Linked DNA regions of Homo sapiens: region 1 is linked to region 2. The links are chromatin loops, found by intact Hi-C in ENCODE. Cell type or tissue: mammary epithelial cell. All regions are shown on one strand.

Region 1 (8,000 bases), 110 kb after region 2:
AATTTTGTATACCCTAAAGATGCCTCAGCCTTTCTCTACTTGTTAATATGGAGTCAAGCTCTCTACAAATGTCACATTTTTCTCAAGGACCTAATTCAGAAGTGTGAGATTGGTGGCTCCAAAGAGATATTATTAGAATATAATTTATGCAGGCATAAGTTTCAGGAAATCTCTCTGGTACCTTTCTTTTAAAATTGTTCAATGTAATATTTTATTATAGTTGTTCCTTTAGTCATCCTTTCTGGTTAATTTTGTCCTCTATGTTTTCTGACACATTCCTCTTCATTGACCCAGATAACTCAAGCTAGAAGGAAAAAGGGAGATAAATGGAGCTAGGAAACAGGTGCAAGGGGTGAAAAGGAGCAGAGAGTGAACCCTACCTGTTTAATGTTGGATGGACCTAATAGAAGTTTGGGAAAGGATCAGGAGAGCTAGGCCCACCAGCCTTAGGCAACTCTCTGAGCATCTGTTCATTCAAGTATCCATGCTTGTATTTATTCTGTATAGATGCATTTAGTACCTACTAAATTCCAGAAACTAAGTTTGGAGATATAAGCGTGAAGTTGACATGTTCCTGCCCTGAAAGACTTTCACTTAGGTGGCAGAGACAGATGTGGAGATAAATAGCACTCAATGTCCTAAGTTCATCAAATATCAACTCACTGCCATGGAATCACAGAGGAAAGAACAGGTCAGTCTCCTTGGTAGAGTCAGGTGAGCTCACAGACTAATGATGGTAATTAAAATGGAAAGGCAAGGGACAATAAGATTGTCCCCAAGGACTCTAAGGGTTTTTTGTTTTCTTAGACAAGTCTTTTGCTATATTCAATGACCATAAGGCGTACTTATATGTATTAATAACTTTGTAAATTAATATATTCTTAACTCAGGCCTCAAATATTTTAACATGCACAATTATTATCTGTTCATATTAAATTTATTGTAATATTTGTATGGATTAAATACCTGAATTGGAATACAAGATGTTTTTCTATGAAAGCCACCCTAAATATCTTCAGCATTTAAGAACACATGTTCATCCCTCTGTTCTTTATGGGTTTTTTCTTTCTTTCTTTCTTTTTTTTTTTTTTGTTTTTGAGACAGGGTCTTGCTCTGTCACCCAAGCTGGAGTACAGTGACGTGACCATGGCTCACTGAAGCCTCAACCTCCTGGCTCAAGCAGTTCTCCATCTCAGCCTCCTGAGTAGATGAGACTACAGGCACATGCCATCACACCTGGCTAATTTTTTTTTATTTCTAGTAGAGACCAGGTCAGGCTGGTCTCAAACTCCTGAGCTCAAGCGATCCTCTCGCAATGACCTCCCAAAGTGCTGGGATTACAGGCATGAGCCACTGTGCCCAGCCTTTTCTTATATCTTTTATCCTCTCTCTCTCTTTGTTATTCACACAGGAGGCACTATGAAAAAGTAGTTCAGAGTGTAGGTTGTAGGCTCAAATCCTCGCTACTATTAATAGTTGCATGACCTTGAGTAAAAAGCTTTACCCCTCTGTCTGTTAGTTTTTTCATCTGTAAAATTGAGATAATTATAATATCCACTTCAAAAGTGCAAAGTTAGAGGAAGCACAAGCTGGAAGACTACCCTCACTCTGATACCAGTTACAGGTTTGGGAGCCTTAAGATCACCCTTGTTTGATAATTTGCTAGGAAGATTGACAGAACTCATTGAAAGTTGTTATACTCATAGTTACTGTTTATTGCTCTGAAAGGCTGCAGATCAAAATCAGCTAAAGGAAGAGGTGCATGGAGCAAAGTTCAGGAAATTTCCAAATGTGGAGCTTCCAGTTGTCCTCTTCTCATGGACAGTGTTTCTTTCCTCGTATTGATGTGTGACAGTACCACACAAAGTACTGCTAACCAGGGAAGCTCACCTGAGCTTTGGTGTCCAGAATCTTTTCTGGTCTTCCACATGGCTGACCTAAGTATCCAGCCCCTTCAGAGGTTAAGCCCATGCCCATGTGACTCAAATCCTGCACCATAAATCACATCCTTATACTTTCCCTTATGGCCCAAAGCTGTCAGGTAAATAAAGATACTTTGATCAGGCAGGACATTCCAAGGGCTTAAGCAATTGCCTCCCAAGGACTGAGGGCGAAGACCATACCTCCTTTTGGGTAAGGTTTAAATTTTTTACTACACAACAAAGTTACTTAAGAATTAAATTTCAAAAAAGAATTAAACAAGATAAATGTAAATTAACTTTAAAAAAAGAATTAAATAAGATATACAATGTGATTAGAATATTGCCAATTATGAAATAAATATGTTATATATATATATAGCTATTATTATTAAACATCCTTTTGATTACTTAATATATACCTAATATCATAATAGCTACTGTGGGACATTTTTAAAAAATGAACAAGATGTAGTTTGTAGATCTTATAAGAGATATACAAGAGTTCAAATAAAGTAAATAAAAGCAGAATGAGGTGAGTACCATGATAAAGAAACAAGCAAACTGTGCTGGGACCTGGAAAGGGAAAGGTTACTTCTAGTTGGTGGGTAAGGAACTGCTTCAGGAGAAGAGCACCTGTGAGCTGGACTGTGAGAGACAGGGAGGATTTCAACATGAAGAGGGAAGGACATTCCAGAGACAGGGAAGCAAATGCCCAAAATTAGAGATGAGAAAACAAGGGCACCTTCAGGAAACAGAGAAGGGCTGCCATGGTCACCTGTAGAAGTGACAGGAGAAGGAAATGGGAAAGTTACGGAAAGACAGACAAGCCAGTTGGAGAGAGATTTTCAGCACTGTGCTAAGCACTTTATGCTTTGTGTTGTAGACCATAGGGAGCCAGTGACAATTTTGGGCTTGAAGAAAACTGTGAAAGAAAGTGTTCTATCCCTGTTATAATTCCAGTCTTTGAACACCCTCCCTTCCAATAACCCACCTTCGCTTTGCCTCGCCAATTACAGTTCAGTTCAGGTATGACCTCTGTGCACATTTCCATTATAGGACATGATATACCCCATTGGGACTGTTTCTCTCTGCTGTATACAACTGTTTTGTCATTTCTGTATACTTGCTGTCTTGTTCAGAATAAGCACCTTATGATAAAAGTGGAGGGAAAGAAGAAGGAGGGGAAAGATGGAATCTTGAAATATATCTACAAAGAATTTAAGCATAAAAAACAGATATTTAAAAATCTATATTTCTAGTTAAGGAGAAACTAGGACAGGCAGGAAGCAAGTAGTAACGCCTAAGGTAAGACAAAATCTTATAACTGCATTGCAGTCTTCTCAAGATGCCTCAAGGCTTTAAGAGTAAGAACAAGTATAATAATAATAAAAGAAGCAGAAGAAAGATAGCTTGCTCATTTAATATTTATATAGCACTTCCTAGGGGACCGATATTGCTGTTTGATTTATATAAAGCCAATTAATTATTATAATAAATTAATGATGTAGATACTCCTACTATCCCCATTTTACAGATGAAGAAATTCAGTCACAGAGAGGTTAAGCAGATGGCCCCCCAAAATCCTGATAACAATACTAGAATTGTAAAAATTAGGTCATGCCAAATTCATTTAATTGCATTTGAATAAAAGTCATTGATAGAGTTGGAGATTGACCCAGTGTTGGGTTGTAACTTTAGTTTCTTTTGTTGGTTGTAATAAAGGGTAATTTTCTTTTCATCTGAGGCCATTTGCTCCCATGTCGGGACTCTAATGCATGAGCACCCATGAGGATGGTGATGTTTGAAGGACTACATGCTGACCTGTTCTGGCTGAACAAGTTACATTTTTTTTTTCAAGACCAGACATCTAGGAGGCTTTTTATTGACTCAGAACAAAAGCAGCCCAGTGGTTTAAGTGGTCTATGTAGTAATCACCCAGCAAGGCTCCGGCACAGAAAAAAATCTATCTGGCCTCTATTCTGCCTCTACACAGAAAGACCAGCATGAGGCTTTAGCAGGTGTGTAAGCTCTCAGAACACTGGTCTTCAAGGGTGGGGTGTGTTTTCATTCACTTTCCCCGTTGGGTGTAATGTACAAATTCCCTTTAAGCCCACCATTTCATGTAATTTAAACTGCTACTTACTGGATTTTCTCTCCTCCCTTTTCCCTTTCCTCTGTCAGAACACCTAGCTTAGGCCTTTATTTACAGGAAAGAGAAAAAAACCTCTTCTTATCCTGGAGGGGAACTAGCTAAGAAGCTTCTCTGTATCTCATTCTCCAATTTATCAAATGAATCTTAAAATAACTCTGCCCTGTGAAAAATTCCAGCCAAACTAGGTAACTTTAAATATGTTTTTTCAAAGTCCCAATGATAAATTCCATTAAAATGACCCACAAAATAATGAAACAACAGCCTTTAAAGTGAAGGGCACTGTCACATAAATGCTAAACAATAAGTGAACTATTAGCCAATGCATTTAATCACTGTAGGACACACCTAAGACCCAACAGGAATATGGGTCCTAGGAATCTGTGTGAGCAGAAAGAAGGTCTCCAGCAATTTGACGAAATTCTCAGCCAAAAAGCAATAAATACCACTTTAGGCTTGGAATGATTTGCTTTTTGCAAATATGATGAGTTAAATTTACAGGCATATTTTCTGTTTAAGTATGGTAAGTGTGAAAGAAAAATGTTATTTCTTTGCAATGATGAATAGTCCTTCATAAATATGGTCACAAATGCCTTTAGTAAGCTGTTAATAAGTGGAATTATCCAATTCTTAAGATAGAAGAGACCCTAAGTCGCATTTCACTCACTTTCCTAAGTTTGCAAATGAAGAAACAGAATTCCAAGTACAAGTTTGGAAGCCCAGGTTCACAGAAGTAATCACAGCAGAACCAGCACTGGGATTCAGGCTCAGCTGTGGAATTACAGACTGTTTCTTCAACTGAGAGAAGGTTAGAGTGCCCTCCTGTGTCCCTATGTAGAAATTCTTTAGGTCTTTACAAAATTTAAAATAGCTTTAATCTCTTCATCAATTTTCCTGCACTGGCAGGGACCAGGCATTTAGGTCCAAAGACAAACTCTGCAATCACCATGTTATTGAAAGTAAATGAACAATGCACTTGACTTGTTTAATCAATAAGGACATAGAACCAATACTATCATCCCCAGAGTATCTTTGTGTGCACTGAGGTCTGACAGACCTGGGTCTATGTCCCGGGCAGCCACATGCAATCTTTGCAACCCTGAACTAGTTGCAAAACCAGTCTGAGCCTCAGTTTCCTCATCTGTAAAATGCAGGTAATCACTGCCCTGCAGGATTGTAGCACAGGTCAAATGAGATCATGTAAGTAAAATGCCCAGCCTGGCATTAGGTACATAATAAGCACTCAATAGATTGAAGTTGTTTCAGTTATTTTCAGGCAAGAGCCCCCACCAGGGTTATAAAAAAGTTAATGTTAAAAGAGCTGAGGTAAAAACACTGGGGAGATAAACTGAATGTCTTCAGGTTCCTTTTTTATTTTTTTGAGACGGAGTCTGGCTCTGTCGCCCATGCTGGAGTGCAGTGGCGCGATCTCGGCTCACTGCAAGCTCCGCCTCCCGGGTTCATGCCGTTCTCCAGCTTCAGCCGCCCGAGTAGCTGGGACTGCAGGCACCCACCACCACGCCCGGCTAATTTCTTTTTGTATTTTTGTAGAGACGGGGTTTCACCGTGTTAGCCAGGATGGTCTCGATCTCCTGACCTTGTGATCCGCCCGCCTCGGCCTCCCAAAGTGCTGGGATTACAGGCGTGAGCCACCGCCCGGCCAGGATGCTTTTAGTTATTAGGTGAAAAGGTTTCCATGAGTTCCAGGGGCAGAGGAAAGGGGGAGAGAATTTTTAAAGAGATATGTACTGAATATGTGATTCCTGAAAAATGAATTTCTTCTTCAGATGGGGAAATTTAAATGAACCTAAGCCACATGGCTTGACCACAGATAGAAGCTCTCTCTCAAAGGTAACACCTGGCAGTAAGGGTCCAGCAATATTTTTTTAAAAGCCTCTATATGAAAGAAAATATTTGAAAACCAGATTCTATTTATGTCATTGACCCAGTTTTAGAAGTCTTTATTTATTGAGAGGGTAACCAAATTAAAATCAATTAACAACAGAGGTGAAAAACAATAGCTGGATGAATTCATCCTTTGATGTTAACTTCCTTCAACTCTTCATGAAACGAGCTATCTCAGCTAAAGTGTTCAGCAAAATTGCAGTAAATCAAGTCCTTTTGCCAGGTGAACTTTCAAAGGTTCCCTCCCCCTCTGACCTTAGGTAATTTTCAGTTATCCTTTCCCTACGTGTGGAAGGGAGATATCATTATTTATGATACAAGGAGACTTGACCTTTAAATGTCAGTGGAAGTGTAGAGTCTGGCCATTCTGTCTGTATCTTCCACCAGCTTATAGGAGAATTAAGGGAAATAGTTCAATAACGTGCAAATGGGAAAGAGGGAGGGGTAGAAGGAACACATCATCTATGCCACCATTTTTTGTTATATAACCAGGGAAAAGCAAAGGGAGAATTGGGCTGGCCTCTGTTATCTAAATACTTATTCTAGATAAGACAATCACCAGGAGGTTTATATAGATTATTGTACTGCAAAAGCTCATAAAAGGCTGCTCAGAGTTTGTGAGGCTTACCCCTGAGCCCCAGGGGCTTGCTTACCCTTTCCAGTAATCTGTTACCTTTAAATAAGGCAAATGCAGCACAAGGCTGAGGCATTTATTATTTATAGAAAGTTCCTCATCAGACTCATCTGTGGCTACGGAGGAGCAGAGTCGGAACCTCTGAGCCTCCGCAGTGACGACCTGCTGCATTCTACACTAGTGCAGTGCTATTCTGAGCAACGTGAAGCTTAAGCTAGACTCTTTGTGGTTGTACATTTTTAGTCAACTAATGAAAAGATTTCCCTGCCTCATCCTTGCAAGTCACCTATTTGTGTGGATTATCTGAACACTACATTTTCTGGCTATTGTAGTTACTTCAATAGTATCTGTGAAATGCTGTATTCCTGGTGTTCATCTCATTTTCTACTTCATGCTTTTGTGACTTTATACATCATTCTCCTTCGAATGCCCCCAGATCGATATATCTTGCTTCTCGATGTTTATGTTGCTAGCGCTTTGGGTAGGGTTTTAATTCCAGTATACCAAGAAAAACATTTGTTCATAAAGGGGTCTTTTTTAAGATGTTCATCTCAATCAGAGAGAAAGCTTTCTCTTGTACTTTCCCACCTCCTTCACCCCTTTGTGTGGTATTATCCCACTCCCCAGCTAGGTCTACACCTGCTTGGGGACTGTGATCCAGGCACCAGGTGAGATGAAGCCAGGAGGCAAGGTCCACAGAGCAGAGCCCCTTGAGGGATGGGGCATCAAAATGGCTAGACTGAGACACGTGTGCTTCAGACAGCTTAATAATAGGCTACCCCTTCAAGCTGTCGCTTTAAAAATATTTACACCTCATTTGGTAAAAGTTGTAGAAGTGAAAGTATACTGCAGCTTTGAAAATTTTCTATTAGGTTTGCCTCCTTTCCTGAGTCTTTCTTCTGAGCCCTGCAGCCCCCTCTGATCCCTCTCCTTTTCCCCTTTGATTCTCACCCTCCTCAGCCTTCACTCCCAGCTTCTCAACCTCTCTCTGTTTCCTCAGCAGATCCACTGAGGTCTTTCCAAGAGTCTATCTCTAAATTGGCATACCCCTACCCACTGCTTAATACTGCTTCAAGTATGTCAAAAGCTATTAATGCCAGAGATGAATATTGCAGTTGGTGCTCAGCAAACAGAAGATACTCCAGCTACCAGTATTCACTGTGCTTAGAGGAGAGTGGTGATTAAAAATGACTTTTTCTCTTATCGCATGTTCATTTTCAAGATAAAGAGTTTACTATGTGCATTGAAGAGAGCTTTTTTTTTTTTTAACATCTTGCCCATTTCATAAGGAGTCACTGGTGAAAACCTGCAGCAACTGGCACCAAATTTGCAGTTTTTCCAAGCAATATCTTAACATCCTTTGTAGACTAGTCCCTTTAGTCACTGCTCT
Region 2 (8,000 bases):
AAATGGATGTGGGGAGCTTTGCAAGCAGCTTGCTTTGACAGCACTGACTGGATGGAGAATAAATGGAGGAAATGTGAAGATAAGAAACAGTTTGGAGAAAAAAGGAGTAGCAATCAATACAGTTAACAGCAGTTATTGAATGAGCTCTGTACACTCAGCACCTGCCATGTGCTGTGGTCAGTGCAGCCAGCTCTGACATGGAGCTGGTTTCAAGGAGCTCAGGATAGCTCAGAGATGAAATATCATCACTAAATCAAGGAGGTTGAACATCCCAAGTCTGAAAACCTGAAATTCAAAATGCTCCAAAATCTGAAACTTTTTTAGCGCACACATGATGCTCAAAAGAAATGTTCAATGGATCATTTCAGATTTCAGATTTTCAGATTTAAGATGTTCAACTGGCATAATGTAAATAGTCCAAAATCCAAAACATCTGAGCCTGAAACATTTCTGATACCAAGCATTTCAGATAAGGGTTACTCAACCTGTAGTACAAAGATTCCTGTTCTAAATTGAAAATTTTGATTCTAGTTCAAAAACAAAGCCTAAATGACTTATTTTAGGATTTGTCAAGTATTTAAGGGACATATAACAGCAGTTTCATGATTCAATAAGATCCCTTTCAGCAGTTATCATGCTAATTATTTTATCAAGCTCCTATACATAATTTAATTATGCATTTGTTTCTTTTCTGTGGCTCCTGATTTTCATATTTGTTTGTGTGTACATGTTTGTTCTTCTCCTTAAGTATATTTTTAGTGCAAAAAATCTATTTAAAAATTATATTTAAAAATATGAATTTTTAGATTTTTTTTTTTTGAGGCAGTGTCTCACTTTGCTGCCCAGGCCGGAGTGCAGTGACATAATCTTGGCTCACTGCAGCCTTGACCTCCCCAGGCTCAGGTGATCCTCCCACCTCAGCCTCCCAAGGAACTGGGACCACAGGCATGTGCCACCATACCCAGCTAACTTTTTTTTTTTTTTGTATTTTTAGTAAAGACAGGGTTTCACCATGTTTCCCAGGCTGGTCTTGAACTCCTGGGCTCAAGAAATCCACCAGCCTTGGCCTCCCAAAGTGCTGGAATTACAGGCATGAGCCACCAAATCCAGCCCTTAAGTAGATTATAAGTAGGAAAGGCTAAGACTGTTTCTTTTACTACTTTTGTGAGACTGTATATAGCAAAGTCATTAACAGTGTGATATTTGGAGGGAAATTGCTGTTTTCAAGACCTGGATCTCCACTACTTACTGGCTATGAGACCTAAGGGCTGGGATTAGAGTGAAGCAAGGAAGGCCATTAACCTTGGAAGCAAAATTTAAAGGAGCACAAAAAGTTAGTGATCAAGATAAATATTTTAATACAACATTTTTAAAAATCAGAAGTTAGGGAAAATCCATGGTGAACAAAACATCAAATTTGTAAATAAAGGCAGACTGTTGCTTGTGTGTTTTTCAGACCTTGCTACATTTATATTGTTTAAGGAACAGTATTTTCCAATCAACTTGTTGTTCATGGCCATTGTGTCCCCCAAGGGCCAACCCTTACGGGTTGACATTGGCAAGAGAGCAGATTGAGCTATTCATGGCTTTATAACTGTCTTAATCTATTTTGTGCTGCTACATGTAACAGAATATCTGAAACTAAGAAATTTATAAACAGAACATTTATTCTCTCAAGTTCTGGAGGCTGGGAAGTCCAAAATCAAGGTGCCAGCAAGTTAGAGCCTGGTCTCTGTGCTTCCAAGATGGCACCTTGAATGCTATGTTCTCCAGAGAGGACAAAAATCTTTGTCCTCACATGGCAGAAGAGCAGAAGAGAGAGAACTCACTACTACAAGCACTTTGTAGAGTGGCATTAATCTATTTATGAGGGCAGAGCCCTTTGGATCTCCCATTAGGCTTCACCTCCCAACACTATGCCATTGGGGATTAAGTTTCAATATGAGTTTTGGAAGGGACAAAAACATTCAAACCATAGCAATGAATCTCCATAATTCCTCAGTTTAGCCAGGCACATAGTGAATACTCATGAGATAGCAGGTTGATCATAGGCTGGACTAGATAATAATAAGCTTGTATTATTGAACATCTATTAAGTGTCAGGACTAGAGTAAGTATATCATATATGTTACCTCATTAAATCTATATTTCCCATTAAAATGTGGGAGTCTACCAAGGTGTGAATCCATAAAGTTTTAGAAATACTTATTAATATTTTTTAAAGTGGACAATTTTTTTCTTTGAAGAACAGGAAAAGAAAAAACTGGTAGAAATAAGGCTGTCACATACAGGTTCTTGCCTCTATCTGTCTGTTTCCTGAAGACTAGGTTAGCTAAGAGCATTATTATCAAGTAGGAGTTGAGGTGTGCTCTAAACACCTATCATCAAAAGTGGGCCAATATGTCATACAAAGGCCCCTTTCAATCAACAAATTGCCCTCACCCCTGTAATCTACAACTCACATGAAAGGTTCTAGCTTTCTAAAATTTCTATTAAATTTCTCACTGTAGATACTTCAGAAAGGTTTTTTATTTATTATTATTTTATAGTTTGGTTCTTATTAGTACAAATTGTATCTGAGACTTATTTGTCCCCGGTTCTGGGCCTCCTTGCTTTTTGATGCTGTGACTTAAATAACTCTTACTTTGTGTGATCTTTGATCAAATTTTTAACCTCAATTTATTCTACATAGTTGTAAGAAGTAAATAAGACTTGAAAGGACTTTGCAGAATTCTTAGAATATAGTAGGTGCTAAATAAATTTAAACTATGACTAATAAGATTATGAAAGTTTAATAATGGTCATAACATAATACTAGTATTATTTCTCCCTCTCCCAGTCCTAGGCATTTCGTTGTTTGCCTGTGCTAATTTTTTCACCTCTCCTCCCATTTGCTCTGTGAAGGCAGCCACTCATATGTAAGTTCTTGCTACTGCCCCCTTTATAACTGAAGACTCTAGAATGTCTTAGGATCTCCTTATATTGTAGGTTACGGGGCATTCTTTGCAACTGAATCCCATCTTTCCTAATGAAGGAACAAACCCTTCTTTCTGCAAAAGTCAACTGCCCAGGGGAAAAAAGCAACCTTTGGATAAGTTGGAAGGTTTTGTATTTTTTCTCTATCAACTAAACCACCTAGTCACAATCTGCTATATAATAAAGAAAAAAGCAGTTTTTCTCACCAGTCTCCAACTTCAGCATGTAACTGCTCTTTTTCCCACAACAAAGTGACAGTTGATGGAACTGTTCCAAATGGCATTCATATACTAAATGACCAAGGAGCATTTTCAACTCTAAAATCCTGACACACAAAAAAGCAAGAGGCTGCCAAACGTACCTGTGCCAAAAGATCTGCAGGGGGTACCTGCCTTCTTAATTATTGACCTCCAGACTTGCCAGTGCTGAGTGACATGCTCTCCACTTTCTTCTCCTGTCCCCACCCAATACTTAGAGCTCCTCTGGGGGATCCTATCTCTGTAATACAGTCTTTCTCCCTTCTTCTTTTGCTCTTCTTCCTTAGGAAAACAGCAGCACGGATTCTTGGGTCCTTCTTTCTAAGGGTATAAAGGTATGTAAATTGCTGCAGGAAAAAGAATTCAGCAGAGTATGATTATTTGCAGGCAATAACACAATACTATCTGTATGTAAGACTGACACAAATCCTAGCCAGATTCAGCTAAAGAACGGTGTCTTACATAAGAGTTTCTACTAAGTATATTCTGGAATTTTCTATTTAAACTATTTAAGAAGTCTACCTTAGTCCATCCTCTGTTTCTGCCCATACTTGAATGTGGTTTCCATTTCTTGTAGCCTGATCTGTCTCATTTTTAAAACTAGAGATTCCAATTCATAGATCTTATCATTATTTTGTAACATTTCCCCCATTGAATGCACTCCTGTTTACCCTTCTCCATTTTACTTCCCTCCATTTCCCCTGATGACTGTACACAAGGATTCATCTGTTGTTTAGAGTTAGGCCAGTAGATGTCAGCCCTGGATCTCCTGAGTACCTTAAAAGCAATTGTCCTAGCTATGGCCTTATCCCAGACAGACTGAATTAGAATCTCTAGAAGACAAGCTTGTGCATCAGAGTGTTTTAAAAGCAGCTCAACTGAGAATGTTGAGTCATACTAACAGGATATGAAGACCTAACCCATCCTCTACCCTTGTGCCCGTCAAGAATCCCCTCCTTACTGGGCCCCTAGTGAGCACTTTTATTGACATCAACCAACACTGTGACACCCCAGGGAGTTTGTCCAAAAAAATTCCAGGCACAGAGAGAATAATAGGGCTTTTCATCACAGACCGAAGAAAGGATACGGGATAGAAGAACCAAGTACCTCAAATATACTCTGATCTCCAAAATTCAGATTAACATTTTCAGGCTACTCTTCATGCATCCTCTTTGAAGCTAACACAAACACAGAAGAAAGGGAATAAGGTTAGGACCAGAACAAGGCTGTGAAATGAGGCAAGGAGCTGCCCCAGGGCACAAAATTTAAGGAGGTACTCACTGTTGGGTGTCAACATTTCACTTGCAAGACTTTGAGAATGCCACTTTACCTGATCCTAGTCCAGGCTCGGGGAGGAGCTGACAAAGAGTCATTTTCTAAAGGAATTTAGGGATAGCTGTAATCATCCAGTTTAAATGAAGATTTTATGAAATCTTCACACTGATACAGTCTTCTCATCTTAGCAGTAAGATGTCAGAACTTCTTAAATAAAAATTAAAATCTGCCATTAGTCCTGCCCATTCCAAACCCCAAATCCTGCTCCAGATATACAGTTCATAGAAGATTATGAAGGAGAAGCTCTAGTCAGAAGAACAGAATGCTTCCATTTGTTAGGAGAGGGTAACAATAGTTTTTAACTGAAAGTCAAGTGTATCATACTTTCTCTAGTAATATACTAAATGTCTTCTAATTTCAATCCTTCATTCTTCCTCTCTACTTTACAAAAAGTAAATGAATCAGTGCTTGTCGAATGCCTAGTTCAGAGCTGGCACAGTTGAGGACTCAATAACTGGTAACAATTTTTCTCACCAGGAGGATAATGGAACTCAGGAAACACTTATCTCCCAAAATCACCTCATCAGCAATTCCACATTACTTAAAGATAGAGTCAAGCTTGGTACAGACTACAGACTCCACCTCTCTCCAGTCCAAATCTTCGATGATGGGCGGAAGTTCTCTTGCCACATTAGAGTCGGTCCTAACAAAATCTTGAGGAGCTCCACCACAGTCAAGGTTTTTGGTAAGGGCTTTTGTTCTACAGACTCACTGGCATCCTCCTGTCTCCTGCCCTGCTCTTCCTTGAAGAGGAAGCACCCTATTATGCTGCAGAGCAGCCACATGTGGGTAACAGTGCTGGAGTCTGTTTCCCTGGATACTTGTCATTCTTGTTGGGCAGGGGGATGAGGGTAGGATGCTAAAGAATGATGATTCTGTTAACAGAATAAAATCATACAGAAGCCAATAATTTTCTGTATTGGTCAGTTTTCTGTTGCTTACAATGAAATACCTGAAACTGAGTAATTTGTAAAGAAAAGGAATTTATTACTTACAGTTATGGAGGCTAAGTCCAAGGTCGAGGGGACGCATCTGGTAAGAGCCTTCTTGCGGATGGGGACTCTCTGAAGAATCCCAAGGTGGCACACGGTATCACATGGCGAGGGGACAGAGTTTGCTAATGTGCTAACTCAGGTCTCTCTTCCTCTTCTTATAAGGCCACCAGTTTCCCTCCCATTATAACTCATGACTCCAGTAACCCATTAATCCATGAATGGATTAATCTTATTCATAAGGGCAGAGACCTCATGATTCAATCACCTCTGAAAGGCCCCAGCTCTCAATACTGCCACACTGGAGATTAAGTTTCAATATGAATTTTGGAGTGGACATTCAAACCATAACAGACAGAACAATTTCCTGGTGACCACTATCTTATTTACAATGTTAATATTTCTCAGAATACTGGAAATCTCTTTAATTGTAACTGCCAAAATCTAATTGTTTAGTTGTCTAATTGTCTTAGTTGCTTGCTTGAGCAAGGTGGAGTAAAGTCAGTGAGAAAAGGAAGGTGATAAATATAGCCCCAGAGAAACTGCAGAAGTTCCTCCTCCCCTGCTATCCTGCCAAGGCCCAGCTGGGGTGAGACCATCCAGGTCCAGCCCTTCCAGCAAAGGAGCCTTTAGGAAAGGCCCTCTGAACCTGCACTCTCAGGAGTGTGGAGCTGAGCTGTGAAATCCACTGTGGCCTCACTCAAAATGCAGACTATCTGCAGCGTGCCAATTTAAGGAGGAAAGGTTAAAATTCTATTTTCCCCAGTGGTACAAGGAAGTACCACTAATTAATAAACACCATTAATGAAGGGAAGCCTCTGCCTTTGGATGTTTTTTTCATTTTTTGTGACAAAGATCTGTGTTTTTTAGAAAGTCAATTTTAAAGAAGGCAAAGAGAAAAGCAGTGAGGTGGATAGACAATTAATTATTTTTGAAAATGAGATAAACAAAGAGAAAATAACTTCACAAACCTATGGACACAGGCTGCTAGATTGTTCCTCAATTCTCTAAAGGGCAGAGCAAGCAAAAAAAAATTATTTGGAATTGTATTGCCCTATTATTGGCAGTCATACAATTTAGTATTTTGAAGAAAACACAAAATTGCCTCCCCCTTCCCTCCTCTGTCCTCCCCTTCCCTCTGCATCCTCCCCCTTCTCTTTCTCTTCATCTCTCCTCAGGGATGGACTAGGCAATAATCATCCCTGATGATCAGGTTCCTTACGGAGCCTAAACAGTGTCCTGTGAAGAGTTGGAAACAAGCTGTTCATCTCTTTTGCTATCACCATTTGTTTATTTACCAGGCTGTGACTGTCTTAGTGCAAACATGAAACTGCTTCATCTGGTCTATTGTCAAACCAATGAAGGCAGCCATCCTCAATGTAGAAAGAAATATCAATTTTAATCTAGGCAAGCTGTGTCCCCTATTGATCAAGACTTTTTGCATCATAACTTGATCTAATTGCCTTGTCAACATTTATGCTGTGTCCTGTATCTCTTTGCTGCATTAAAACACCTCTATCTTGATCTTAAATGTTTTTCAGCCTTCTATATCTCATTTTTATCACCCTATTGGATTCTACAGCTCTTTGTCTCTACATTTCTCTTGTTTCTTCTTTGAAGTCCTTTCGGTGGATGCTTAAAAATATGAAACCCTGCCTGCTTGTTCAGAAAATTAGATTTTTCGTGCTTCCTGGTTTTTGCATTTAGTAAATTGGCTGGGCGGGTTGTGTTTGGGTGGAGTCTCATCCAGTCCTTAACCTATTTTGAGGTGTTACCCAAGTATATATTGTGGCCCTGACCACATATCTTATAAGAACCTACTTTACATCCCTTGGTGATTCCTCATATAGAATAAGTCTCCCCAAAACACCCATGAAAACCTTGAAATCAATACCCAAATATATATCAGATCTATTCCACATGCCCTAAACCCAGCATATTTCTTCTTCCCAAACAATGTCCATTGCTCAACTCTTCATTGTCTAACAGACCAGGGACAAGAGGGGCTACTCCAGCAATTTTGCCACTTCCTGCATCTCCTTCACTGGTCTCCTTTGGTTTTCCTTTCCTTGGCAGGGAGTCACCTGCCCATCACAGGGTTCTGTTCCACTCCTAAATTCCAAATCTGATTGTCCTCAACCTCAAAGAAAATCTGTCTCACCCTGTCACCTCTGCAATTTTTAGTAGTTGTTCTTTCTTTCAGGGCTTTTATTCTGCTGGTATTTGTTAACAGGAGGTAAGAGATACCTCTCCATCCATTAGTGTTTCAGGTTGTATCTTGGTTTTGGGTTCCCCTGAAATAAAACATCGAGATAAGGATTGCGGTTAATTTATTTGAAAGGCCATCCTGGGAAACATCAGAAAAGGAGTGAGAAAGTGAGTCAGGGAAGGGAAGGAAGATAAGAAAATGTACAAGATTATATCAGTTAGCACCATAGGT

The links. A loop is a pair of places that touch in the nucleus more often than their neighbours do. Peaks named below come from ENCODE experiments on the same cell type or tissue, not always from the same donor. Only the 100,000 strongest peaks of a DNase experiment are listed, where the experiment ranks them.
Region 1: a loop joins it to region 2, with 13 times the contacts of the local background. A loop is called at or near these places in 18 of 110 quality-filtered maps.

The regions. Positions count from the first base shown.
Region 1 is chr3:111,686,608-111,694,607 of GRCh38, forward strand. The region is part of intron 1 of PLCXD2 (phosphatidylinositol specific phospholipase C X domain containing 2); the gene reads left to right. Among named protein-coding and RNA genes, the nearest start is that of PLCXD2-AS1, 13 kb to the left of the region's middle. In mammary epithelial cell, a CTCF peak has its summit at 4,889 (motif pointing left); a DNase peak (open chromatin) is centred at 3,774.
Region 2 is chr3:111,573,982-111,581,981 of GRCh38, forward strand. It overlaps CD96 (CD96 molecule), which reads left to right. Exons shown (of 14, transcript NM_005816.5): 4 at 5,046-5,253. Among named protein-coding and RNA genes, the nearest start is that of ZBED2, 17 kb to the right of the region's middle. In mammary epithelial cell, a CTCF peak has its summit at 3,986 (motif pointing right); a DNase peak (open chromatin) is centred at 4,010; H3K27ac peaks cover 888 bases.